2 separate regions of the Homo sapiens genome follow, and region 1 is linked to region 2. A link is a loop called in an ENCODE intact Hi-C map of the cell type or tissue named here. Cell type or tissue: CD4-positive, alpha-beta T cell. All regions are shown on one strand. Links, peaks and the distances in the headings refer to the core of each region. The heading gives the core; the rest is flanking DNA. Region 1 has its middle 7.1 kb from the start of FOXB1. Region 2 overlaps RORA (RAR related orphan receptor A).

The links. Hi-C counts contacts between places; a loop is a spot of excess contacts. Peaks named below come from ENCODE experiments on the same cell type or tissue, not always from the same donor. Only the 100,000 strongest peaks of a DNase experiment are listed, where the experiment ranks them.
Region 1: it touches region 2 in a loop (4-fold over the local background); 2 of 110 quality-filtered maps call a loop at or near these places.

Annotation. Positions count from the first base shown.
Region 1 is chr15:59,995,738-59,998,653 of GRCh38, forward strand. No RefSeq gene overlaps it. Among named protein-coding and RNA genes, the nearest start is that of FOXB1, 7.1 kb to the right of the region's middle. RefSeq lists an enhancer at 1-311. In CD4-positive, alpha-beta T cell, for the core only: no CTCF peak of the experiment used is centred there; a DNase peak (open chromatin) is centred at 1,554; H3K27me3 peaks cover 2,500 bases.
Region 2 is chr15:60,579,522-60,582,437 of GRCh38, forward strand. The region is part of intron 2 of RORA (RAR related orphan receptor A); the gene reads right to left. The region is part of intron 3 of RORA-AS1 (RORA antisense RNA 1); the gene reads left to right. Among named protein-coding and RNA genes, the nearest start is that of RORA-AS2, 100 kb to the right of the region's middle. RefSeq lists an enhancer at 1,033-1,859. In CD4-positive, alpha-beta T cell, for the core only: no CTCF peak of the experiment used is centred there; DNase peaks (open chromatin) are centred at 770, 1,260 and 2,170; H3K4me3 peaks cover 1,028 bases; H3K27ac peaks cover 2,455 bases.

The DNA.
Region 1 (2,916 bases), core at 143-2,642, 580 kb before region 2:
AGTTGCTGGTTGTTTATTCATTAGATCTTTAGAAAATCTACATTGCCTCCAGACAGCGCGATGATAATGTGAAATACACAAGCAGTTTACATAACCAACTTCAACGCACAGCTTCGTGCTCCGCCACTCGGAGTCATCAACAGGTCGCGGGGAAGCGGACGCGAAGGAAAACCTAAGTTCCTAACAACTATGGAAAATCTGGGAAACCTACGAGGCCCACAGTTCCCTCTGTCCTTTTGGGAAGCGATAAAAGACTTGAAGAAAAAGAAGCAACTGTCTCACTATGGTTCATCTACTTTATCTCGTTTGTGTGTAGCTTTTTTTTTTCTTTGCAATTAAAAAAAAATCGGTAAAAAGAGGATGGATGGGCGGAACGGAAAGATCAATATCCTCCCCAAACTCCTGGTATTCCGGAGTGTTCCTTAAAGACTGTGAACCCAAACTGCTTTCAGGGGTGAAGTAAGTGACGAGAAGGTTTCCTTTACTGCCGGCGAGGGAAGAAAAGACAGCCTACCTTGGCTAAGGGAGGCCACCGGCTCCACCAATCAAATCGCTATGGCTATGAACAAATGGTTATCCGCTCCAAAGAAAATCACTTGCTGGATCAGCCTTCTTGGAATTATTAAATCCTTCGTGGTTCTAGATTTATCCAAAAGATGGAGATGAGGTGACACTTTAAGAGAAAAGTGGCAGTGCAGACTTAATGGTTATTTTAAGTACATAAATATTGTATATAAATATATTTACAAGATTCTTTCCCAGTAAAAATATTAAGTAAAACTAAATGCGGGGGCGGGTGCCAACTAAGGTCTCTTGCGTCGGGCCAGTGAACGACGTCAGCCGCAACTCTAAGTGGCAAAGTTTTCGAAAAACCTCGCCGATCCTCTGAAGATCGGGTTAATGATTTACCCCACTCGCCAACCACCTGATGTAGCCTACCGCTACGCCGCGGAGGTGTGCCAGGATGCGCTGCAGGGGGGGATGCTGGGGCTGTTTTCTGCTTCTCTCTTCTCTTCCTCCCTCCCTTCTTTAGCTCCTTTATTTTGGTTAGGCCAGCTGAGCACAGAAGAAAATGCCCTGCCAATCCCGGAAAGTTTGCGCTACTGGGAATGCCTCGAGTCAGTTTGCTGACCTAAAATCTGGTGTTCATACCTGTGCTGGAATTGAAACTGTAGGCTGAGAAAAAAGGCGAGAGAAGGAGGGTAGAGGGGAAAAGGTTAGCGGGAATGAGAAGGGGTGGGGAGAGGGAGGGAGAAAATGGGGGAAAGGAACGCAGGGGGCAGGAGTCTATTTCTGGGGCGTCGGTAAGTCCTTGGGGCAACCTGGTTTTCCCCTGCTGACAAGCTGTGTCAGTTAACTGCAACCCACCAAGAGTCAGCCAACAGCCCCCGCGCTGCTAGAGCGCCCAAAGCAGAGGCCGGCCGCGAGGAGGGCCAGAGTGCACCGCGGGGGGGTTTGCACCGCGCTGGGGTTGGCACCGCGCGCTAGGACCCACGAAGCGGCGCGCTAGTCCCAGGTGAGCACGAAATGAGCGGAAGGACTCTGCCGCGGAGGGGCGGCGAGCGCCTGGCTGCGCTGCAGGCCCCGCCAAGCCCCGCCCCCTAGCCATTCTTAGCTGGGGGAGGCCAGCACGGATCAGCCGCTTTCTTTCTTTTCTCTCTTTCTTTTTCAAACCCGCTTTGTGGGTGGCAACTCAGCGGGGGACGCATGGAGACAAGAAAACAAAAAGCAGAGAGAGAGGGGGAGAGAAGGAGAAAGGGAGAGAGGGAGAGGGAGAGACAGAGAGAGATCTACAAATAGTTTTTAACCTGCCTAGGAACACAGCGAGTTATTACATTTGAAAGCTGTTGTGGTCTTCAGCGAAACCTGCTTCTGCCATTAAGAAAACACATACTACACACGTTCACCCTGGTTAAGCTCTCCTCCCTGGTCAGCCTGAACAAACAAAGCAGAAGCGCAGGGTTTTAAGGCTGAAGATCTATAGGTTATCCGGTTTCAAAACAAATTAAAGCAGAGGGATCCACCAAAAAAATATATATTATAGATGCAAAATATTCTTCATTTCACATATCTGCAGTTGCCCCCCCCCATCGATTTTATTCCAATTTATTAGCAAAGCACATTTTAGCCTACTGTCCGGGATTTACCTGAATCTATTCAATCAGTAACTTATTTTTCCCAGATCCTACATTTGAAGGAGCTTAAACCCGTTTTTCCCACTTATTGGAAGCTTTAAAACACTTTATAAAGCTAAAAATCACTTTCCTGTTGCAGCTTTTCCAAAATTCCTCCCCCAAAAATAACATTTAAGAGTGGGTGCCCAGCCAGAAATACTGATTTTTTAAAAAACTCAGCAAACCAATAATTTTTGACAAAGAAAATTAATATGAACAGTATAGGATGATTTTTCTCTCCCTCCCTCCCCACTTTAAAAAAAAAAACCCTTTGCTCCACCCCGCTATTAAACAAAACACAATACCTTTTTCTGGGTGGTACTGCACAGAAGTTGATTCAGTTTTGACAATGTTGTTTAGCTATCATTTGCTATTTTGAATGAATGGGAGCAATCCCCCCTTTTACAACATTTGTTTCCTATTATGGAGAGGTGCAGCAGTTGAGGGCAGACATGTGAAAGTGGCTGTTTGATTCTCTTTTTCATCTCCCTGACCCTGCTTTTGTCCCTTCTCACCCTGGGAATGTCACGCCTCGCTACTTCACTTTGAGATGCTCGAGAAAGTGGCTTTGTTATTCCCTTTTAGACATACACGAAATTGTTCTCATTCCCCCCGCTGTAAAAGATACTTCACATCGGGACTCGGTTCACAAGTGCAATGCAATTTGGCTTAGTCCAACCTTTGTTCTGCTTGTACAAATGAGCGAACAGTGCACACATTATACAGTTGATCTACTGCTGTC
Region 2 (2,916 bases), core at 101-2,600:
TTACAGTACTGTTGATTTCATCAGCATTTTCTCCTAACAAAGAAAACTAGCTATTCTAACATGCTATTGAGAAAACTATTGAACTACCATGAGTTATAGGAAATATGACATGCTCAGTGCCCCCTCCATCTCACCTAAGTCCCAACTCTTTCCCAAACCTTTCACTTTGGGGGTATTTTGGATGAGCTCTTAGTAGTGTCCTCAGAAATAATTGGTTGTCCTAATTCAGCCCCATGCAAATTAATGCTCCCCTAAAGAGGCCTTATTATAATTTTCAACCCTTGATGTCTACATAATCCCCTATAGTTCTTTAACTTCTTGCTTTCTAACTTCTGTTTACCGATGCACTACTTTTGTCAGCTCAGTATAGCATCAATTAGTAACACAGTTGTGTTTATTAGGTCTCCCTAGAGCCTTGAGAAAGCTGCTTTGTATTTATTAATGACTACACAGAGCACTACTATTTTTCAATAGCACTTAAAAATGAGTAAATTACTGAAGATGAACTATAAAAGAACTTTAAATTTCAAAGGCAAGCAAAAAAAAAAGCACATTATTTAAAACCACTCATAATACTTGCATGGTTAATTTTATTTTCAATGTAATATCAAGAGAGAGGGAAGAAAGTCAAACCCAGACTCTTCTTCCTGTTCTACTTTTGGCATTTTGGAGTACACATGATTTGAGTTAGAGAACTGAAGCATAGATCTGGTGATTAATTAAGAGCTGGTTTAACAGGTCTAAATTTCATTATGTCACACACCTGTTAAGTAATGCACACCTGATTCAGCAGACATCCACCCACAAGGTTAATCTCAAAAAATTAAGCAATCAACAGGAAAGAAAAAAGAGGCATACTGCACTAACTTAGGTCCAGTTTTATGTTCTCAAGCATAATTCCAATCCACCAATTTGAAATGTATCCACTTTGTTTTCTCTTATTTTGTGAATAATTCCCTGTACTACATTAGGTGAAGTTAGAGTTGCCCACACTGGTATAGAATTCACTACTCAAGGAAACCAGAGAGACCAATCGCTCCTGTGATGAATCTTTCCGAACCAAACTTAAAGTGATGCCAGCAATTATGGCGTTCATTTGCCCTGCTTTTATATTCCTGGTCATTTATGAAATGAAGACGCTGATCTGCAAAAATCACTATGCATTCATGAAAGGAGCTCTGGGAGCTCCCCCTGAGGATCTGGCTATGAGGCAGAAACATACCTCAGTGCACTTCCTTTGTCTTGTGCTCCCTCTTTGATGTGCAAGTCACTGGTGGAGTAAGCTGTGATCGCTTTGATGTTGAACTTCTAGACTTTATTGTTACTAGCATGCCTACAAAGAGAGCTGTCAGTCATTTCTTACATCTGAACAACCATGTTTCTTTACAGCGCCTCTTTTACAAGCATCAATCCTTAAATACATGTTTTCACATTCCTGCTGATTACCACACTATCTTTGTTGGGGGAGGGCTGTGCTCAAATATAACTACAGCACCCACATTTTCTGTAAACACCCTGAGGCATCTTCAGATGGCTGGTAACCAACCTTCTTCAACAAGAGAAGCCCCAGTGCAAAACATATTTCTAGCAAACGAAAACATTCTGAAAACACTCGATCCATCTTAACAGTCGAAATGAGCAGTTTAGCCAATATTTCCCCTAAGCAGCCACTGAAATTGCATAGAAACTTCCAGGCCACTTCAAAAGGGATTCTGAACGTAACAGCAGCAGGGGGCTTAGAAAGACTGCCAAAACCCTGAGACATCTTAACTCATCTTAAACAACTTTGTTTCTCTGCAATAGTGGAAACAAAATGCTTCTGTTTTACGAGATTTTGCTTGTGGTAGAAACATTGCTTTTGAAATGGATTTCTATCAAACCAATTGTTTTGTTAAACAATATCATTTTCAAAAGTTGCTTGATGTTACGGATGCAACTTAAGAGGAGGAGGATTTTTCATAATCTTGTGTCTAGGGCAAACGTGGCTGTGAATGCAATGGAGGTACAATTTCTTAGATATATACAAAATAGGCGGTATGCAAATCTTTAAAGATCTCTGTTGAAAAAGATATGGCTCTAATTTCATTTACCAGCTCCCATCAGATTTTCTTTTCAAACTCCTTTATCGCTTCTGAAACTGCTGAATATTATCAAACCCCACTGGGAAATTCCACACAAGGAAATAAACTTAAGGTGCTTACATCACACCATGCTGGTTTATAATGAACTGCTGTCTTTTTGAATAAATGTTTCAATGAAATCCAAGTTTTTAAAGATGCCAGGTCTCAAATTAGGAAGTTAAATGATATTTTTTCATGCTGGAGCTTAGTTCTGTTTTTCTTTTTTATAAAATAAGATGGCATCACAAGAGATACATTGTTTCTGCTTGCTAATAAACTGCAGACGATACATTGGGAGAGACTCAATTTCTTTGGGTTCCTGGCTTGGAATATTTGGTAAAGAATAAAATTACTGTGGTACGCAATGGTTAAGGCTACTCCATGGTTTCCATTTTTAAACAACTGCCCCCGCCCCTTGGTTTTAAATCAACCATCAAAAACGGAAAAAGCTTTAGGCTACAATTTGATAAATAAGGTATGACTGTAATTTACTAGAACTAAATCTGGGCATATTTATTATTAATATTAATGAAAACTTGCTTGTTCTTAAATTTATTTAAATAGCATAAAGTAATTACCTCTTTCTGTCTTAAATTTTCACTTCCAAAAGGAACTGATTAGCTGATAGAAGGACCTATAGCAATTAAGGGTAGAGACAGGGAATAAGGAAAGTAGGAGGCATTTGTTTGCCTCTCCCAAGTCTCAAACAAGAAACTAGAGCATGTTTCTGTTTTAATAGAAACACTTTCATAGAACGGTAGAGATGGAAAAGATCTTGGTGACTACCAAGTCCAAC